2 separate regions of the Homo sapiens genome follow, and region 1 is linked to region 2. A link is a loop called in an ENCODE intact Hi-C map of the cell type or tissue named here. Cell type or tissue: MCF 10A. All regions are shown on one strand. Each heading gives the region's core, and the rest is flanking DNA. Links, peaks and the distances in the headings are about the cores only.

The links. A loop is a pair of places that touch in the nucleus more often than their neighbours do. Peaks named below come from ENCODE experiments on the same cell type or tissue, not always from the same donor. Only the 100,000 strongest peaks of a DNase experiment are listed, where the experiment ranks them.
Region 1: a loop joins it to region 2, with 4 times the contacts of the local background. A loop is called at or near these places in 8 of 110 quality-filtered maps.

What each region holds. Positions count from the first base shown.
Region 1 is chr6:39,161,724-39,172,286 of GRCh38, forward strand. No RefSeq gene overlaps it. Among named protein-coding and RNA genes, the nearest start is that of SAYSD1, 52 kb to the left of the region's middle. In MCF 10A, for the core only: a CTCF peak has its summit at 4,879 (motif pointing right); a DNase peak (open chromatin) is centred at 4,868.
Region 2 is chr6:39,211,227-39,221,789 of GRCh38, forward strand. All of the region lies in intron 1 of KCNK5 (potassium two pore domain channel subfamily K member 5), which reads right to left. Among named protein-coding and RNA genes, the nearest start is that of KCNK5, 13 kb to the right of the region's middle. RefSeq lists an enhancer at 2,851-3,020. In MCF 10A, for the core only: no CTCF peak of the experiment used is centred there; DNase peaks (open chromatin) are centred at 4,315 and 6,505.

The DNA of each region.
Region 1 (10,563 bases), core at 910-8,909, 50 kb before region 2:
GACCAGTAGACAGACATATACTTTAAAAATGAACGTATAACTCCCAACTTATATAAAAATTAACCTAAGATGGATCATAGTCCTAAATATAAAATGTGAAATCATAAAACTCTCATAAGAAAACATCAGGAAAAATCTCTGTGACCTTGAGTTTGCCAAAGAGTTCTCAGATATAACACCAATATCATCCACAAAAGAAAACAAGATAAACTTAACTTCATGAAAATTAACAACTTTACTCTGCTAAGGACACTGTTAAGACAGTGAAAATTCAAGCCACAGAATGGGAGAGAAAATATTTGCCAATCATTTGTCTGACAAAGAATTCGTATCCAGAATATATAAAGAACTGTCAAAACTCAATGAGAAACACACAACCTGATTTTTAAAAATAGACAAAAAGGGCTGGGCGCAGTGGCTCACACCTGTAATCCCAACACTTTGGGAGGCCAAGGCAGGCGGATCATGAGGTCAGGAGATCGGGACCATCCTGGCTAACATGGTGAAACCTCGTCTCTACTAAAAATACAAAAAATTAGCCAGGCATAGTGGCAGGTGCCTGTAGTCCCAGCTACTCGGGAGGCTGAGGCAGGAGAATGGTGTGAACCTGGGAGGTGGAGCGTGCAGTGAGCTGAGATCGCGCCACTGTACTCCAGCCTGGGCCACGTAGTGAGACTCCGTCTCAAAAAAAAAAAAAAAAAAAATAGACAAAAAGTTTGAAGCAACATTTCACCAAAGAAGTTATTCAGATGACAACACACACATAAAGACATGCTCATCATTTAGTCATTAGGGAAATACAAAATTAAAATAACCATGATGTATCCTTACAGACCTAGTAGAATGGCTATGGCTAAACATTTTTTGAATACCTGACAATACCAAGTGCTATCAAGGATGTAGGAGCAACTTTCCTATGTTGTTGGTGGGAATAATAAATAGTACAGCAATTCTGGAAATGGTGTGTCGGTTTCTTATAGTTATGTATACACTTACCACACAACCTCACATTCCCACTCCTGGGTATTTATTCTAGAGAACTGAAATTTGTTCATACAAAAATCCGTCCACAAATGTTTATAGCAGCACAATTCATAATCACCCAAATTGGGAATAACCCAAATATTCTTCAATTGGTGAACAAATAAACTGTGATACATCCATACCATGGATAAACAAACCATACAATAAAAAAAAATAATAAAATCAGCCAGGCATGGTGGCTTATGCTTGTAATCCCGGCACTTTGGGAGGCTGAGGCAGGCAGATTACTTGAGGTCAGGAGTGAGAGACCAACTTGGCCAACATGGTGAAACCCCGTCTCTACTAAAAATACAAAAATTAGCCAGGTGTGGTGGCACACGCCTGTAATCCCAGCTATTCGAGAGGCTGAGTCAGGAGAATTGCTTGAACCCAGGAGGCTAAGGTTGCAGTGAGCTGAGATCATGCCACTGCACTGCAGCCTGGGAGATAGAGCAAGATTCTGTCTCAAAATAATAATAATAATAATAATAATAATAAAATAATAAATAATAGAAGTAGCAATAAAAAAGGACAAACTGCAGATGCATGTAACAACTTGGATGGATCTCAAAGGCATTATGCTGAGTCTCAAAAGATTACATACTGTGTGATTCCATTCATATGGCCTTCTGAAAAAGGTGGTAGGGACATGCACTAGGCTAAGTAATGCCCCAAAATGTATTACTGGAGTCTGTGAATGTTAACACATCTGGCAAAAAAGAATTTTGCAGGTGTGATTAAGTATCTGGAGATGGGTCTCTTAATCACAAGTGTCCTTATAAGACGGAGGCAGGAGATTTGACACAGAAGAATTGGTGATAGGAAGAGGGAACTGAGAGAGAGACTTGGAGATGCTAGCCATGGAGATTAGGCTAGTGTGCCCACAAGTCAAGGAATGCTGGCAGCCACCAGAAGCTGGAAGGGGCAAGGAATGGATTCTCCCCTAGAAATTTCAGTGTTGGAAATGTGGCCCTACCGACACCTTGATTGTGGCCCCATGATGTTGAAGTTGTACTTTGGGACTCCAGAACTTTGAGAGAATAAATCTCAGTTTTCGAAGCCACTAAATTTGTGGTAATTTGTTACCTCAGCCACAGGAAATGAATACAGGACAGAAAACAGATCAGTGGTTTCCAGGGCTTGGCACTCCCCAGGGTGCTGCCATGGTTCTGTAGCCTATTTGTAGTGGTGGTTACAAGAATCTAGGCATATGTCAAAATTCATAAAAATTAAACACCAAAAAACTGAATACTACTGTATTTAAAATTTTTAAAAATCAATCAATCAATCATTCAGGCCAAGTGCGGTGGCTCATGCCGGTAATCCCAGCACTTTGGGAGGCCGAGGTGGGCAGATCACTTGCGGTGAGAAGTTCGAGACCAGCCTGACCAATATAGTAAAACCCGTCTTTACTAAAAATACAAAAATTATCTAGGTGTAGTGGCAGGCGCCTGTAGTCTCAGCTACTCAAGAGGCTGAGGCAGGAGAATTGCTTGAACCCAGGAGGCAGAGGTTGCCATGAGCCGAGATCACACCACTGCACTCCAGCCTGGGTGACAGAGCATGACTCCATCTCAAAGAAAAAAAAATCAATCAATCAATAAAAACTTAAAATTAAAAAATCTATATACTGGGGTCTCAAAAGAAGAAGTGGTCCCAGCCTCCTCCAAGCTCTGAGAGGCCCTGGAAGAATGCTGAGGGGAAGCCAGGTCTCCAGCCCGTGTGACTCCAGGGCCATTACAGGAAGTGGAGAAAGGGATTGGTGTGAGGTGTGTGTGTGTGGAGGGGAGGAATCATCAAGCTGTCCTAGACACAGTGAACTTGAGGAGACCTAAGGCTTTCCAGGTGGTGATGTGGAAGGCAGTTGGAAACCATGTCTCTGGGAGAGGCAGAACAGTGTGTAGGAGACACGCGAGTGCACTGATTATGAGCATAGATTTTCACATAACGCAACGTATATGAGCTATGTGGCTTTGGCAAGTTACTTAGCCTCTCTGAACCTCAGTTTCATCTTCTTTAAAATGGGACAATCCTCAAGCAAGGATTCCATGAGGGAACGGCAGTAAACACTTAACCTTGTGCCTGCCACGTGATAGAGCAGGAAACATGAGCTGGGACAATTATTGTCAGGACAGTGATTGACCTCGAAGTGACTTAGAATTGGATTTGGGATCATTGCAGAGATTCAAGATGGATGCCACAGGAGTGGTGAGGGCCTGCAGAAGAGACTGAAGACTAGAGGGTGGAGGCAGAGCTGGAGATGAGGGGCTGCTCTGGAGGCAGGAGCACAGCCAGGTAGCTGAAAGAGGATGCAATGGTGTGTATTCGTTTGCTAGGGCAAACTAATATGTTTGCTGCCATAACACAGTACCACAAACTAGGTAGTTGAGAACAACAGAAATCTATCTCACAGTTCTGGAGGTCAGAAGTCTGAGATCAAGGTCCGTGGAGTTGGTTCTTTCCGGGGGCTCTGAGGGAGAAATCTGTCCTGTGCCTCTTCCAGTAGCTTCTAGGTGGTTCTGGGGTGCTGCTATAACAAATACTTAAAAATGCAGAGGTAGATTTGGAATTGGATAATGGGTGGAGGCTGAAAGCATTGGAAGGCGCATGACAGAAAAAGCCTAGATTACCCTCAAAGAGATTGTTGCTAGAAATATGAATATCTCTCTCTCTCTTTTTTTTTTAACCTTTGTGGAAACAGTCTCACTCTTGCCCAGGCTGGAGTGCAGTGGTGCGATCCGGCTCACTGCCACCTTCACTTCCTGGGTTCAAATGATTCTGGTGCCTCAGCCTCCCAAGTAGCTGGATTACAGGCACCCACTACCATGCCTGGCTAATTTTTCTTTTTCTTTTTCTTTTTTTTTTTTAGTAGAGATGAAGTTTCGCCATGTTGGCCAGGCTGGTCTCAAACTCCTGGCCTTGAGTGATCAGCCCATCTTGGCCTCCCAAAGTGCTGAGATTACAGATGTGAGCCATGGTGCCTGGCAGCAATATGAATGTTAAAGGTGCTTCCAGTGAGGTCTCAGACAGAAATGAAGAGCACGTTGAAAACTAGAGGAAAGGCGATCCTTGTTATATTACCTCAGAGCTGGGGGAGAATAAACCTGGTGGTCTCTGTGCATCAATTGTCCAGCAGACCTGAGGGCTCTAATGTCTGGCTATAGTATTGCACCATGGGGCCAGCATGAGGCTCAACAGAGGAGGACAGGAGGGACATGGTCCCAGCTCCTGGTGGGGAATTGCTGGGATCTGGGGAGCTTTGCAGACAAGATGAATTTCTTAAAGGCAAAGGGTGATGAATCCTGAGGGCCTGTCTCTGGGGTCCCTCAACTGCAAATTCCTTCTTCCCACTCTCCTCTTCACCTTTGTCTCCCACAAACTCCCCAGCGCTGCTTTCTCCTGGCAGAAGCCTTCCAGCCTCACCCCTCTCTGCCCAGGGCTTTTTGCAAAAGGTGTCTCACAAGCCCTCGCAACAGCTCCTGAGGCCTGTGGGATGGGAACTGTGAGTCTCATTTTATAAACAAGAACATGGAGGCTCAGAGAGGTTATCAGACTTATCCAAGTCACACAGCATGTTGAGGACAGCAGTATTCACGCCCTGGTCTCTATACTCCCAGGCCGGAGCTGGACACACCGCACCACGTGGCTTTGGTTTCTGATGGTTCTTGCTTTGGGAGCCTTGGCCTGAAGGAGAAAGGGAAGCCAGAGGCAGATTCCCTGAGTTATCTGGTTCTGATCCCAGCCAGAGAGCATCTGGCTTTGGGGGAGGTCTTCGTCCTCCAGGCACTTAGAGCATCCCCACTGCAGGGACAGGACGCTTCGGCTTTGCTGGCGGCATGACCACAAGGGGGCAGTGGCGCTGCATGTGACGATCTACGGGCGGGAGGGACTCGAGGTCTCCAGAGACGGGCAGGTGGCTCTGCTTCCCTGCGACACCCTCAGAGCCCCCAGCTGCCAGCATCCTGCCCAGACACCTCTCCTCCAATGAGCGCTCATCAGCCTTCAGAATACATAACTTTGACTCTCAATGGTCTCTTCTGGGTTTCCCTTAGCTGGGGCGGGGCTTGCTGCTGGAGAAGCCTCCATCTCCCACCACAAACTCCCACATTCAGCCCCGACTCGAAATTACTGGAGTCCCCTTCACTCCATGCTTCCTCCTCCTTCTCTCCCCTTCCTCGGGAGCTTAGAATTTGAAGAGGACAGCTCCTCCAGGTGTTCTCAAAGTGGGTTCCACAGAGCCTGTGAGATCCCTAAGGGAACCCCCTAGGAACGTGTGGGGAGCAAGGTGGGCTGGACAGGGACTTGGAACTGTTGGAAGAAGAGTCCAAAAGTCCATGCCCACACAACCGGCTGAGACTCTGTCACCCGTCCCACAGTCATTAACCAAGCACCTGCTATGGGCTGGGCATCTAGACACTCGGGAGACAACAGAGAGCAAAACAAAGATCCCAGCCTTTGAGAGACTTAAATGCCATGGGGAGTTCTGTTTGTTCTGCATCAAAGCAAAAATGATAAGAGAGATAATTTACAAACCCAGCACACATCACCTAATTGTATGGCTGCTGGGCCCAGGCAGCACCCTCCTTGTGATCTTTCTTTTCTTCTTATTCCTGGTCCTTCTCTTCCATCTTTCCTGGCTCCTGGACACCTCCTTCAAGGCAAGAGCTCATGACAGGCAAGAAGGGACCCACACAGGGCAAGGGATGAGTGGGGAGAGAGCTTGCCACATGGGGAAGGGCAGGAAGAGGGGATGCCAGAGGCCCCGCGGTAAAGCCCCTCGGCCCATCACTCAGCCCATGAATCTGGTGTGCTGGAGCCTGAGGAGTCAAGAAGAAGGACTGCTTGGCAGGGACGGCCTTAGTCCAGAGACCTCACACTCCAACCCTCTCTGCCCCACAGCAGCGGGAAGGGAAGAGTGAGGGAATGGGATGGAGGGGCAGCACTCAGTGGGCAGAGTCTGGGCAGACCTTGGGGAGTCCCAGAGTCATGTCTGTTAAGAAGATCCAAGCCAGACCTCCCTGAACTCCAGCCCAGAAACAGACTGCTGTTCCCTGAGTGTTTCTACAGAAGCTGCCGAAACTCAGGGAAAGTGAACTCATCCCACACGTGTGGGAGACACATATGCAGAGTACAAAACAGTCCTCAGGGGACCAGCTTCTCAGGGAGCCCCAGTCTGATGGAGACACAGCCCCGTCCTCAGGGAGCCCCAGTCTGAGGGGAGACACAGCTGCATCCTCAGGGAGCACCAGTCTGAGGGAGACACAGCCTCGTTCTCAGGGAGCCCCAGTCTGAGGGGAGACAGAGCCCCGAGCTCAGGGAGCCCCAGTCTGAGGGGAGACACAGCCCAGTCCTCAGGTAGCCCCAGTCTGAGGGGAGAAGCAGCCGCAGTCTGGAGTGGAGAGAGACTCCACCTCTAGCGTCTTGGATGGGCTATTCCTGTCCCTCCCTGCCGCTGTCTTTCTGCCTCTCTATTCCTTTTTCTCTCTCATGTAAGTGCATTCACACAAACACATCTACACACACACAACCATATGCAGACATTCAGAAAGAAGTCTTAAAAGCACTCAAGACTACATCTCAATATCTGCGAAGAGCATAGCTCAAACTCCAAGCACAAGACCAAACCCACCTCTCTGACTGTGTCGTGAGTCAGGAAAGTCCTTGAGGTTGAGCTGCCAAGAGTGAGGTCCAAGCCTCACTGGAACTCACGGGCTTTGAATCCTGTTGCACCCTCTGAGGGTTTGAGAGTGAGAGCCCTCACCTGCTGACCTATCCTCATCTGCATGGTAACTTTCTAGCTCTGATACTGGGTCAGACTGCAGAGGAAGCAGATCCTGAGGACTAGGAGCACTTAAAGTGACTGAGAACATCGAGGGATGGGGTGATGTGGGATAGTGAGGCTGACCACCCAGCTGTCCAAGCTCCCTATGGGAGGCCAGGCCAAGAAGTAAAGAATACCCCCGCCCTCGTACCTCCCTCACACACATGCTTGTCTTAACTCCCAGAGCCCTGGGCGCCAACAGGAGTTAGCACCCTCCAAGGTTCTGTCCCATGGTTCTTGTTTGGGCCTCTGTGCAGGGGGGGGTCAAGGGCCTGGGCAGGAGGGACCCTAAATGGGTTCTGGTCCAATAATATTTGGAAACTACCCTTTTTGTCACTTGCATGACCCTAGTCACTTTCTGTTGCAAGAAAAGGGACACCCCAATTCATTCATAAACATCATGGAAAGCAGAAGAATTAACACTGTTCAAATGAGAGGTGGAAGAAAGGAAGAATTCATGAGTGATCTAGGGACGTAGAGAAGCTCCGAAATCAACTTTTCTAGCACTCTTTAAACTCAAGACTGATTCCCTTCCTTGCAGTCTGGTCCAGAGGCAGAGGGATGAAACACTGACATCTCTAACTCCTAAGGCTCAAAGTGGCAAGATCACCTATCCCTCAGGGACAGTCACGCTGCCAGTGATGTGGAGCTCACTCTCTCTAAGCTCCCCTGGCTTTGCTAGACGGCCCTGTGTGGTGGGATTTGGAATGTGAGGCTGCTGGGACCCCTGTCCTCCACCTGGTCACAGGTGACTCTAGCAAAGAAGAAGGTGGCGTGCTGAGCCATGCGTTCCATTTTACAATGAGCCCCAGAGTCTTCCTGGCTGAGACTGGGAGCTCCTTCTTGAAAGACGGATTTCACAGATGAGATTTTGCTCTGAAGTGGCCCCATTGTGCTTCCAGACGGCACAAGGGAGGTGGGGGTAGTGCGGTGAGGAGGCTTGGCTCTGGGCTGTGCTGTGATGAAGGTACATTCGCCAAGGGCGCTGCCTGGTCCCATCAACAGGGTGGGGGTGGGAGGCGGGTGTCCGGGCCTGGCATGATGCCTCTTGCCTTGGCATTTCCCACGCCTGGATTATGGTTCAGCCAGACTTCCTGTGCAGGTCTGGCCAGTCCTGAGCCCTGGGGGGCAGCGGAAGCTGTGTATGCCCTAGGGCTATGCTGCCTGTCTGGTGGACAAACAAGATGTTTATTCAGTGAAGGCAAAAGGAGAAGCCCAGGGATGAAGCTGCTGGTGCCCTAGCCCTTCCTTCCTGCCTTCCCCCTCCCAATGCCACACACACCCCAATCCAAAGCTCAGAGCACTAGAGTCAGAGCCCCAGGAAGACACACAGGCACACCCAGATGTCAACACTGAGGACCCCATGGGCAGACAGACACACAGCACACACATACACCCACCGTACAACAAGGGAAACTCTGTGGACAAGTCTATGTTCTCTTTTCTGATATAACCTTCCTACACACATAGCCTTTGTGTTTTAAAGTCAATTAACCCTGGAAAAACACAAAGTTAAAGGGGTGGCGCCGGTCCAAGAGTGTCACAGCAGCCACCAGTGCCAAGACGGAGAATTGGCCTTGAGAGGGTAGGAGGTGGTGGCTGGCAGCAAGGGCAGGGCATCCAGGGTACAGTTGCCAGGTTTGTGGTGTGGCGCCTCTGGGGTGGACAGATTGGGCCTTGATCTTGGATGCTGTCCTGGGAGGCTAATAGGATGAAAGACCTACCTCCCCAGACTAAAGAGCCAGGCTCTGGGGCAAAGAAGAAGGTGGCGTGCTGAGCCATGCGTTCCATTTTACAGGGAGACCCAGAGCCTTCCTGGCTGAGACTGGGAGCTCCTTCTGGAAAGACAGATTTCACAGATGAGAGGCAGAACAGAGCAGAGCAGGGAAGTGGACAGATGGACTCCTAGAGGGAATCTGGGGCCCTCTAGGGCTATGCTACCCACAAGTGTGGTTCATGCACCAGCAGCATCTTAGAAATGCAGAATCTTGGGTCAACCCAGACCTACTGAATCAGAGACTGGTTATTCATATACATATGAAAGTTTCTGAGGCACCTCTCTAGGAGCTTCCTGGACCCTGGATGAGAGTTTTCCCCTGGGTAAGTCATGGATTACAACATCACTCCTGGTAGACTGTACTCTTGGGTTTGGAAGACACCTTAGGAGGTCAGCCCAGCTATTTCCCAAGCTCCAGGTGGGGTTACAGCCCTGGCCTTTCAGGTGGATTCATTCATTCATTTCACACGTTTGCTGTGGCACCATTCCAGGCATTAGGGATCAAACAATAAGTAAAAGCCAGACCTGGTCTCTGCCCTTTTGGAGCTCTCAGTCTAGTGGGACTGACAGGTAAGATTTTCCTGAAGAAGTGTCGCTTGAGTTGCATTTTGAAAAGGTCAACTTGGTGAAAAGAGGAGAGAAGCATATTTTAGGCAGTGGAACAGCTCATGTAAAGGCCCTGAGGCGAAACAGTGTATGGCTGGTTTTTAGAACTGAAAGGTCAGTGTGGCCAGGGAGCAGAGAGTGGGGAAGACCCTTGCATCTGATGAGATGAGTGCCTCCAGTAAGGTCTCTGTGCCTGCCATACCCTTTGATTAGTAGGTTACGGAGAACCTTAGGATATTAGAAAGTGAAGGAACCTTGGCCTTCATTCAGGCCAATGCTTTGAACCTGGCTTCAAGCCTCAGCTCCATTATAAATTAACTGTAAATGTGACCTTGGGTCATTGTTTTCTCATCCGAAAAATATCCAGTCAGGGGTGCAAGAAGTGACACCTACTTCGTCTAGACTAGGAGGGTGTCACAGAAGGCTTCATCAAGGAGCTATTTTTATTAGGACACATAATAGGCTGCTATAAAAAGAGACTGCAAATACAGAGACTTAAACAAGAAACACTTTGATTTCTCTCTCATGTAAACGTCTGAGTAGATGGTCCACAATATGGCAACTCAATGGTGGGGGAAGCCATGTGCCTTCTGCCTTATTGCATGGCCACCTTCAGCATATAGCTTCTGTTTCATATGGTCTAAAGTGATTGTTCCAGCTCCTGCCATCACATTTGCACTCCTCTTCCTTTTAAAGGCACTATCCAGAGGTTGCACACGCCATGTCTGCTCATATCTCGTTGGGACATAAGTCAGTCATGTGACCACATGTAGCTGCAAGGGAGTCTGAGAAATGTAATCTTTAGCTAGGGAGCCAGCTACAAATTCAATTACTGTGTAAGAATAGGAGAATGAATATTAAGAGGCAACAAGTAGTCTCTGCCACAGGGGATGACCCAGGGTTTGAAGGTGAAGTTGGGAGCCAGGGCTCTCCAAGCTTCTTCTCTGCCTTGAGCTGCCCTAGCCTGCTTCACTGAATTCAACAGGGCCAGGCTCCATCTTGCTCCATAATCCACCCCTATTCCTGCCAACTTCAGGAAGTCAACTCAGCCTGCAGAGGCTTTGGTAGTGTAGGGTTGCAGTCATGGAGGGTAGGCAGGCCCCATCATACCACACGCTGGGTTCTGGGAGGGTTCCCAGCAGGCTGGTAAGTCAGGCTCGAGATTAGGCAGGTTTCCATGCCTCACACTTGTCAGAGGCTACTGCTGCCACCCTTGCCTTCATGGAAGAGACCAGTCTGGAGTGGGTGGTGGGCTGGCTGTGTTTTCATGACCTGTTCCTGAGCCAGCACCAGGGCTGGTCCCCATAGTCAGGTAACCAGCTGGCAGCAGCAGTTG
Region 2 (10,563 bases), core at 1,209-9,208:
CCATTAGAAGGAATCTGGAGACTATGAGCAACAAGTCAGAGATCAATGAAAAAGGATTCTCTTTCTACAGCCTGGTCCACCTCCAAGGGAGCCACTGCTGAACAATCTGAGTCCACGAGGACTGACCTGGCAAGGCAATCACACGGCTTGCACAAACACATGCTTTCTGTCAGCTGGTCCAGGGGGTGCGCTCGCCTCGGCTGTGCTTACAAGTTTTCCAGTGGATAGGACCAGAGCAGAAATGAAAGCTGACGAGGCGCAGAGGGAGGCCAGATGTGGCATTAGAAACCTCGGGTTCTGGCCCAATACTCTAGTACTGCCCAAGAGAACTCTCCGATGATGGAAATGCTCTGTATTTGCGCAGTCCCCACTGGCTACGGAGCACTAGAAATGTAGCCAGTGACTGGAGAACTAAAATTGAATTTTATTAGTTTTAATTTTAAATTAAGCAGGCAGGCTGGGTGCGGTGGCTCATGCCTATAATCCCAGCACTTTGGGAGGCCAACGTGGGTAGATCACATGAGGTCAGGAGTTCAAGACCAGCCTGACCAACATGGTGAAACCCCGTCTCTACTAAAAATACAAAAATTAGCTGGGCATGGTGGTGAATGCCTATAGTCCCAGCTACTCTGGAGGTTGAGGCAAGAGAATCTCTTGAACCCAGGAGACGGAGGTTGCAGTGAGCTGAGATCGTACCATTGCATTCCAGCCTGGACAACAAGAGCAAAACTCTGTCTCAAAAAGAAAAAAAGAAAAGAAAAAATTAAATTAAGCAGGCAGGCCAGGCACGGCGGCTCAGGCCTGTAATCCCAGCACTTTGGGAGGCTGAGGTAGGCAGATCACTTGGAAGTCAGGAGTTCAAGACCAGCCTAGCCAACATGGTGAAACCCCGTCTCTACAAAACATACAAAAATTAGCCAGGTGTGGTCGTGCATGCCTGTAATCCCAGCTACTCAGGAGGCTTGAGGCAGGATAATGGCTTGAACCCAGGAAGCAGAGGTAGCAGTGTGCCAAGATGGCACCACTGCACTCCAGCCTGGGTGACAGAGAGAGATTCTGTCTCAAAAAATAAATAAGTAAGCAGGCGTAATGATTAGTAATATCAAGTCAAAAAGGTAAAATTGCATAGCGGCATGTGGGTAGTGACTACCATACTAGTACCAAGACTGTATCAAGCACATCCTACCTGCAGCCTCCTTTGGCAGAGCCTGCCTCCCCTGGACCCTCAGGATGACCCATGCCATGGGCCACTGTCCATAGCACATTCCTGACTTTGGATTACAAACAGTCCTGTGCTGTTTCAAGTCTTGCCTGTGCTTGTGTTTTTCGTTCATCTGAAGGACAGGGCAAGTCTTGGGCCCCCACGGGACCGGGTGGAGCTGAGAGCACAGTGGGTCCAAGGCTGCACTTGTCCATGGGCCTCTGCAGGACTCCCCTCCCAGACCACACCCCCACCACCTTTGTGTGGGAAATGGATCAACACTGGAAACAGCCGGATGGGTGTCCCTGGCCCTGCCACACTCTCTTCTTGGTGACTCTCTGTCCTGGTATACTACCTCCAACTTGGTCTGCAGACCAAAGGCTCACCTAGTTTCTCTTGTCCTTCTCCTCAAAGCATTCCACAGCACTGCTGCCAAGGAAGCTAGCAGTCTGCTAGCTAAATTTAAAGACTCAAAAGACAAGAACGAACTAGGCTCGAAAGACATGAATGAACTAGGACCAGAGCATCTCCCAGTCAGGTGTTCAATACAGTCCCCGGGAACCAATCCAGGTTGGTATCCTTGGAGGGGGATTGGTTCCAAGACCCCCTGTGGATACCCAGATCTGCAGTGCTCAAGTCCCACAGTCAGTCCTTTGGAGCCCACAGATACGAAGGGTCAACTATACACTGTTAGTGATTACAAAAGTGATACTGGTTTTCAGAGTATGTTCTGCTAAAACCAGATGTTTGTATACCTCACACATTAAAAATAACCAGTGTGGAAGTGGGTAATGGTACATGCATGTATTTTATCCCTTAAAAAATTGAGTTATTTGTTATAAAAGCAATACAACCACATTACAGAAAATGTGAGAGGCAGAGAAAGAAAAAGTCATCAATAATCCTGTCTCCCCAACTCGGCCCTGCCTGGCTTCTGTTTTTAAATTGAGTTTCTATGACGCAATATTAACGGAGAGAACCACACACTTTAACTTGCATCTTCCTGCTTTCCTCACCCTCCTCATCTTGATTTTGTATAACTTGAAGTCTGGTTCATGCCTCAGGCCCACTTTGAGAAACACCAAATGGAAGCACCAGGTCCCTATTCCAGCCTGTCTAAGGGTCTCCCATGCCACAGGCCAGAGCCCACCAGTTCAATAAGCACAGATTAAATTGTGTGCAGAGCAGTGGGGAAGAGGGGTGTAAGAATGTGTATACACGGGTGGGAAGCCGGCCTCAGGCAGCTTAGAGTCTAGGGAAAATTTTAAGATGTGTACACAGGCTGGGTGTGGTGGCTCACACCTATAATCCCAGCATTTTGGGAGGCTGAGGTGGGCGGATCATGAGGTTAGAAGTTCCAGACCAGTCTGGTCAACATAGTGAAACCCCATTTTCCAGACCAGCCTGGCCAACATAGTGAAACCCCGTTTCTACTAAAAACACAAAAAATTAGCCGGGTGTGGTGGTGTGGGCCTGTAATCCCAGCTACTCAGGAGACTGAGGCAGGAGAATTGCGTGAACCCAGGAGGTGGAGGTTGCAGTGAGCCGAGATCGCACCACTGCACTCCAGCCTGGGTGATGGTGTGAGACTCTGTCTCAAAAAAAAAAAGATGTGTACACAATAACCCCAACGGTGGGTAGGTGGAGATGGAGGGTTTGACCATATGCAGCAGCTCTCAGTCTCAGAGCATTCCAAAAAGAGAGGCTGTGCCAAAACTGAGTTCTGTGAACTCTGAATTTCCAGTGTGGTTGGTGGTGACAGGAACCTTCTAGAACAGGACCCAAAAGTACCTGCCTCGGCTGTGGGAGCCTGCCCTGGGTTTAGATAGACATGCTCCCAGAGTGATGCTGACACATGCTTTCACCAGGCAACCTACTGACCTGTCCAAACAGAGCAGAGTGTCCCCAGCTAGGAGGGCACTGCATGGATGACGGGCAGAGGGGTATGGTCAGCACCAGCACATCTGCTGGCTTGGGGGAGAATCTGGCCCGGCAGGACACCCACTGCAGGGGCTAGTGACAGTTTTCCAGATTGTTTCCCAGGAGGTGGGCCCAGCTGAGGGGCAGAGGAGGGCTCTGTTGGTGCTGCCTCTGGGCTTGGGGGCTGTTGGGAGACAGGACAAAGGAGAGAGAGAAACACGGCTTCATGGTTCAGGACATTCATTAATAATTACCCTCATGCTTGGTGCTAGGTTTCGGATCCAATCAGGTAAAAACCGAGGGCTTGTAGGGAGGGAGGGCAGAGAAGGGTGCAGACCAGGCAATAGTCCCCGTGCAATGTCCTCTGACACGGGGCAGGGGAGCCTAGAGAGCAATGCAGCTAGAAAGGAGGCAACCCCCAGGCCAGGGTCAGGGGAGCCACCTAAACAGCCCAAGCCTACAGGAACTTTTCTACCTTGAAGCACACAGGCCCTCACAATATGCCCCAACCCCACTCAATTCATAATATGCATTGCATGGTGATACCTTCCCACCAACCCCAAAGGCAGAAATGATGTCCAGTACTTCATTCCCACAACCCTTAATCCAGCACTGGGCATACAGCGGGCACTAAGTGTTTAATTGGCCTTATTGAACAAGTGCTTAGCTCAGAGAGGTGCAGTGACCTGGCCTAAACACACAGCAAGTCAGCAGAGCTGGCCCAGGACTCAGCTGTCTTCTAGTCTCCCAACTGTGGGTGAGTCCAACTCTCTGGGCCATGCATTTGGGTGGATTGCAGGGCTGAGGCTAGAGTCTGGAAGATGGGGGAGGTGAGGTGTTGAAAAGCTGTTAATCAGGACACCCTCCCTTTTCCTGCTAACCCGGGGGGTGCTGACAAGACACTACTGCCTCGGCTCACCCCACTTCGCCCACTCAGCACTTATCCCCTTGGCGAGAGGCAGCCCTTCCACTCGCTGCTCTGAAGGGGGCAGGGATGCTGAGAAGAGAAGGGCACCCTTCCAAAGCTAACACTGTCAGGATGCATTCCACTGCCCGGGAGGTGAGAATTTTATTTGAACAGGAGTGATAGGGAAGGTAGGGGATGGACGTCTTTCTCCTCCAGAGAGTCTGTGAATAGGTGCCTACCTCCATCCCGCACTGGGGGCATGAGAGGAGCAGGAACCTTGCATTAGACACAAAGGGTACCCAAGCCAAAATAAACATCCATAAAGGGCCCCGCCCTGAGGTCCTTGGCATGCTACAGAATAACCTGTTCCAAGCCATGTGGGCAAGACTAAAGCGATACCCTCCCAAGGTGCAGACCACAGTCCAGCTAGAGGTTAACCCTAGGGAAACCAAATGAGTGGATGTGACACAGCATGGGTTTAGCTGACTGGCAGGTCAGACAGAAACACAGCTAAGAGGCAATTCTATCTCCCTTACGTGATTCCTCCTTGGGGGTTTTAGTCTCAGGGTCCCCTGACCACAAACCTGTCAAGCAGCAGGCGTTAGAAGCAGTAAACAAAAGTCAGGGGCCTCTTAGGGCTGTCAGGATAGTCGTAGGGGGAGGGGCTGGGGATTGAGTTAACAACCCCACCTCTGAGCTGTGGCAGCCACTTATATAGCCAAAATGTCAAACAAAACTATATATGGGGCCGGGCGTGGTGGCTCACGCCTGTAATCCCAGTACCTTGGGAGGCCAAGGCGGGCAGATCACCTGAGGTCAGGAGTTGGAGACCGGCCTGGCTAACATGGCGAAACCCTGTCTCTACTAAAAATACAAAAAAATTTGCAGGGTGTGGTGGTGCATGCCTGTAATCCCAGCTACTCAGGAGGCTGAAACTGGAGAATCGCTTGAACCTGGGAGGTGGAGGTTGCAGTGAGCTGAGATCGTACCACTGCACCCCAGCCTGGGCGACAGAGTGAGACTCCATCTCAAAACAAAACTAAACAAAACAAAAACAAAAAAACTATATATGGTCAATGTGGTCAGAAAACAGCAGTACTTTGGTGTCAGAACCTGGAAGACTGAACAGTGCAGAGCTGGGCAGCAAAGGGGCCAGCTAACACGCGCACGGGGCACTTCTTGGGTGCTGGGAGTGATGGGGTGTGTGTGGAAAACCCAGTCTCAAGGAGCAGCTTGTAGCCTAGCAAGATTCGAAAGACTGGCAGCAATTTAGGATACGGCAGCCTCTACTGCAGCTGCAGAGCTCTGGCTCTGGACTCAGAGGGCCTGGGTTCAGGCCACTAACTAGCTATGTGACCTCCACTAAGTTACTTACCCTCTGCCTCAGTTGCCTTGCAAAATTAGGTTCCCCACAGTGCCTGTCACTTATCATTGTTGGGAAGTCGACATGATGTAGGCCACGGCAGCTCCCGTTACGGCTGTCATGCGGGGCTGGTGTGACTATCCTTGCTACCACCTCCCAAAGTCCTTTCTGTCATCAGTGGATACGAACGTTGAGTTCTTTGTAAAAGTTGAAACTCACTGCCGGGCGCGGTGGTGGCTCACACCCCTAATCCCAGCACTTTGGGAGGCTGAGGCGGGCAGATCACCTGAGGTCAAGAGTTCGAGAACCGCCTGACCAACATGGAGAAACCCCGTCTCTACTAAAAATACAAACTTAGCTGGGTGTGGTGGCACATGCCTGTAATCCCAGCTACTCGGAGGCTGAGGTGGGAGAATCGCTTGAATCCGGGAGGCGGAGGTTGCAGTGAGCCGAGATCATGCCATTGCTCTCCAGCCTGGGCAACAAGAGCAAAACTCCATCAAAAAAAAAAAAAAAAAAAAAAAAAGAAAGAAAAGAAAAAGAAACTGGCTATTAGTGTGCAGGGGTGTGGAATGCCTCTCCTCTGTTAGGAGCTGGCCCCTGGAGTTTCCTGTCTGTAGTGTGGCTGACTGGGATCAACGGCAGGGGTCCAGAAAGGCGAGATCACACAAGCAGCAGAGTCCAAATCACTCAGGGCCACAGCCAGGGCTTTGGCTTAGTCTAAGGGCAAAGGAGGAGATGCTGGCGGGTCTTCTGAGTTTTGAGATCACGATCTCACTGTCAGGATCCTTGACTGCTGGAGCAGTGATCTGATGGGAGCCCTACTAGGACACGTGGCAATCCCCTTTCAGCTCATCTCTTCTTTGGGGCACTGCTTCCAAGAAGCCTTCCCTAATTGCCCCCACTTAGCTCTAATTGCTCTTTTATTGTACTTCCCCCACCCCTGGTGAGCAGAGTAACCTTGGGCAAGTTACATAACCTCCAAAGGTCTGGGCCTTGACTCAGGAGGCTGGAGGCCAGTTAAATAACCACTAAGCTCCCTCCAGCCTCACATTTTATGATTTGCCGCCACGAGAAATGCCCAGAGCGTGAGCCACCCCCTGCCAACCTCCAAGACAGGCTGGAGAAACCAGCCAACAGCTCCTTGGGCGCAGACGCAGGAGGAGCAAAGTCCAGGGCTGGAGAGACTCCCTGGGGAGCAGGGAGGCATCGGATCCTTTCTGCCTGAGGCCCTGGCTGGCCCAGAAAAACATCCTCCTTTCCCAGCCTGGGGTTCAACACAATTTCAACTTTTGCCTCTTATCTGGAAAACTAGTGGGAGGAGAAGCTGGTGCTCAAGATCACAGGAACGGGTGTGTTGGGGCAGGTTAGGAAATCAGGTAGGTCAGTTTAGTGTAAGTAGAAGGAGTCTGCACCCCAAAATACCATCAAGAGCTTTTTTGACTTACAGGCCTTTTTTTTTTTTTTTTTTGAGATGGAGTCTAGCTTTGTCACCCAAGCTGGAGTGTAGAGGCGCGATTTTGGCTCACTGCCACCTCCGCCTCCCAGGTTCAAGCGATTCTCCTGCCTCAGCCTCCTGAGTAGCTGGGAGTACAGGTGCCCACCACCACGTCCAGCTAATTTTTGTATTTTTAGTAGAGAGAGGGTTTCACTGTGTTGGCCAGGCTGGTCTTGAACTCCTGACCTTGTGATCCACCCGCCTAGGCCTCCCGAAGTGGTGGGATTATAAGCATGAGCCACCACGCCCAGCCTATGGGCCATTTTAAAAGGGATTAGAAATAAAGTGAGAATGACCCAGAGAAGAAAGGCCTGGATCTGGGTAGGCCGTGTTGTTAGAGTAATCTGAACTTGGTTCTAGAGACTGTTCTGCCCCCAGCTAATCCTCACCAGGCCTTGGTGTCCCCATCTAGTGAATGGGATGGCATCCATTTGGCTGCCAGACCTCCCAGAGTCAGGCCCACAAAAGTCATAGAAGGGAGGTCTCAGAAGAATGGGTCCGCAGAGACCCATGGTAAGGGCAGGTTGGGATGCACACGAGCACAGTCTGTGTAGCTGCAAGCCTCTTAGAGGACTGGGTGGTGTACCTGGTGCTGCTGGCAACACCCTGCAAATACTTCTGCTCCTTCCCCCTGGAGTGGTGCAGGCTCCAGTCATGCCAAAGGTGCCCCCAGCTAGGGAACTGCCCTTCTCCACTGCAAACAGTGTGGGCCTCCCCGCCAACTGCACTTCTCAGAAGCCTCTGAAAATTAAAGAAGTCTTCACAAGGAAGGGTCAAGGGGATGTTTTTCTCCTGCCCCAGCTCGTCCAACTTGCCCTCTTGGTTTCCACAGAGAGGCAGGGACCAGGGCTGATTCTCTTGCAGCAGTCCTTGAACAGGTCTGGACACACAGTATGTGCTTAGTAAAATATCTGCTGAATGAGGAGCTGGATGGTTTGCTCTGTCTCAAGTTCCTTGAAAGCAAAAACCACGGCTGCCCTCCAGCACCAAGGGCAGACCTGCTCAGTGTACTCTTGCTGACCTCTGCTGCCTGGGCCTTATTTCACAGGGGAAAGGAATTCGGGAAAAGTTGATGGAACAAGGGATGGGGGATAGGGGAAGAAGAAGAGGGGGCTCCTGGAGATAAACAGACTCAGGCAGGGAGAGCAGTTTATTCTGTAAAGTCCCTCCCTCAAAGGGGAGAGGATAACAATAAGCTGGTCTTGAAGGCTGCCTCGAGCTGGAAGCTGCACTGAGTGAGCTTTACAGGCATTTCCTCTTGCGAGGGGGGTATAATTAGTTCCATTTTCAGATGATGCAATGTGCTCAAGGCCTCACAATTTGTAAAGGCAGAGAGGTGGTATTAAATCCCAGGTGTGACTTGAATACCTGTCCTTAACCAGGTTCCACTCCAGCCTGGGCAACAGAGTGAGACTCTGTTTCAAAAAATAATAATAATAAAAATAAAATAATGGCACCCCTACCCCTTCCATGACTTAGAGCCTGTGAGACCAAGGACCAGAGTCTGGGCCTGGGGCACCTGGCTTCATTCACTCTGCTGTGACCTTGCAAGAGGCTTGGCTGCACTGACTAGACTTCCAACCAAAAGGGCCACACAGCTTTTGGCATCCCCCTGAGCTGAGCACAGTGCTGGACAGACGGACACAACAAACTGAGCAAGACTGAAATCCACACACTCACTGAGCATCCTGAGAGCTAGGCCTGGCAACACAGGCCCAGGGCTGGGAAGACATGGCCACTGCCCACGAAGGTTGCAAATGGTCTAGCTGGACCTAACTAGCACTCCAAGCCTTTCTGAATGAATGGACGAGTCCAGAGAGGGAAAATATGGCCAGGGGCACACAGCATAAACCGGAGTACAGGTAAAAGTAGAACACAGGTTAGAATCAGTTTTCTGCTACACAGTAGTTCAGATGAGGGTTCCTCATCCCTAGCCCCAAGCACAGAAGCACTCAGACAAATGGAAGGGGGCTCTGCTGTGTCCTCCCCACCCAGTGTGGCCAACAAGGCCCCTGGCAGCCCTGCAGGACTGGAGACTACACCGTTGAACAAAGGGGGTCCTGCTACCAGCTGCACAGCTTCTCTCCCAGACTCAGGGGGCAAGCATCCCCGCTCATAGCAGGGGCCCAGCTAAGCAGCTGCAGCCAGATTACAGTGGGGCACGGGAGGTGACAACAGCCAGAAGTACACAGCCCTGCCTAAATATTTCAGCAGGAAACCCAAATATTTAGATGGAGGAGAGGAAAAAGAATGCACATTTCAAAGCCAATCAAAGATGAGAGGGGAGGTGGGTGGTGTCTGCCTCGAGTGAGGGCCCAGCTCTGATCCCAGACCCTGGGTAACCATCATCCCAGGAGAATACCCATGAGACCATCTGGACGCAGGAATTCTCCAGAAAATTTTTAACCAAGGCCTGGGACAAGCCAGGACTGAGCAGAGCCCTGCTAGAAGAGAGAAAGAAGGAAACCGTCCCTATTTTTAGGTGTTGACCATCAACTGTTTTAGGTGGTTAATTTGCAGGACACAGAAAACAGTGGGTGACTGACTCCAGTAGGAGAAACTTGATGGGTTTTATCATGTTCCCTTGTCCCCATCTCCAGATTAGGAGCTCACTGCATGATGGGTCCTGCAGGGTGGTGTCAGGGACAGAGTACACAGAGGAACTGGGTACAGGAACAGCAGTTAATACGTAGCCAGTCACCTGTTACATGTGCCAAACACACTAACATGTTAACATAGACCCTATGGGCATGACGGACATACCGTACTATTATCCCATTTTGCAGATGAGATGACTAGCTCAATGAAGTCACACAGCTCAGTATCCTGAACTCTTAGCCCCATGCACCCTAAGACTCTGAGGACACCACATATGCCCTGCACTTTCTCGCCTCTATGCTTTGCTCCCTGCTTTGCCCCACCTTCAAGGTAGCCTCACATAGAAGAGAATAGTTCACAGTGTGAGCTCTGGGTTCAAAACCTCATCCTTCCACTTCCTAGCTACATAGCCTCAGACAAGTTATTCAATCTCTATGGTCCATTCTGTTGCTTCTACTGTGAGGTCGAGCTGATCACAGAATTTACTGCAGAGGGTGGCTGCCATGATTCAGTGAGATGATGCACATCAGTGGCTCCCACAGCCTGTGGCCCCCACAGCCTGTGGCCAAGTAAGTGCTTGTAACTATTGGTTGCCCAAGCCTGTCACTCCCAGCCCCCGACTCCACCTCCACTTATGGACAAGACCGAAGCTTCCAAGTCAACAAGAGGGATTCAATCTCAGTCCTCTATCCAACAGTGTAGACCTAGGCAAGTCACCTGGCCTCTGGTTTCCTGTCCAATGGGAATAGCAATACCTAGCCCACAAAACTGGTTCAAGGAGACACAGGTAACATCCCAGCCCAATGTCTGGCACCTGGTAGGCACTCCACAGAATGCTCACAGGGCTACTGCCCATGCCACTCACCCTCCAAGCCTGCCTTCTTCTAAGCGCAGAAGTAAAAATTCATCTCTCGCCCTGGTGCACACCTGGAGTCCCCAGGTGCACTTACCAACATCAATCTGGTAGCAGCTCCTTACTATTCTTCCTCCAGGTTAGGGGCCCCCTGAGGGCAGGGGCTGTGTTTTGTTTGGAGCCAGGTCTTCCACAGGCCAAGGAGTTTGGCTACAGGCCTCAG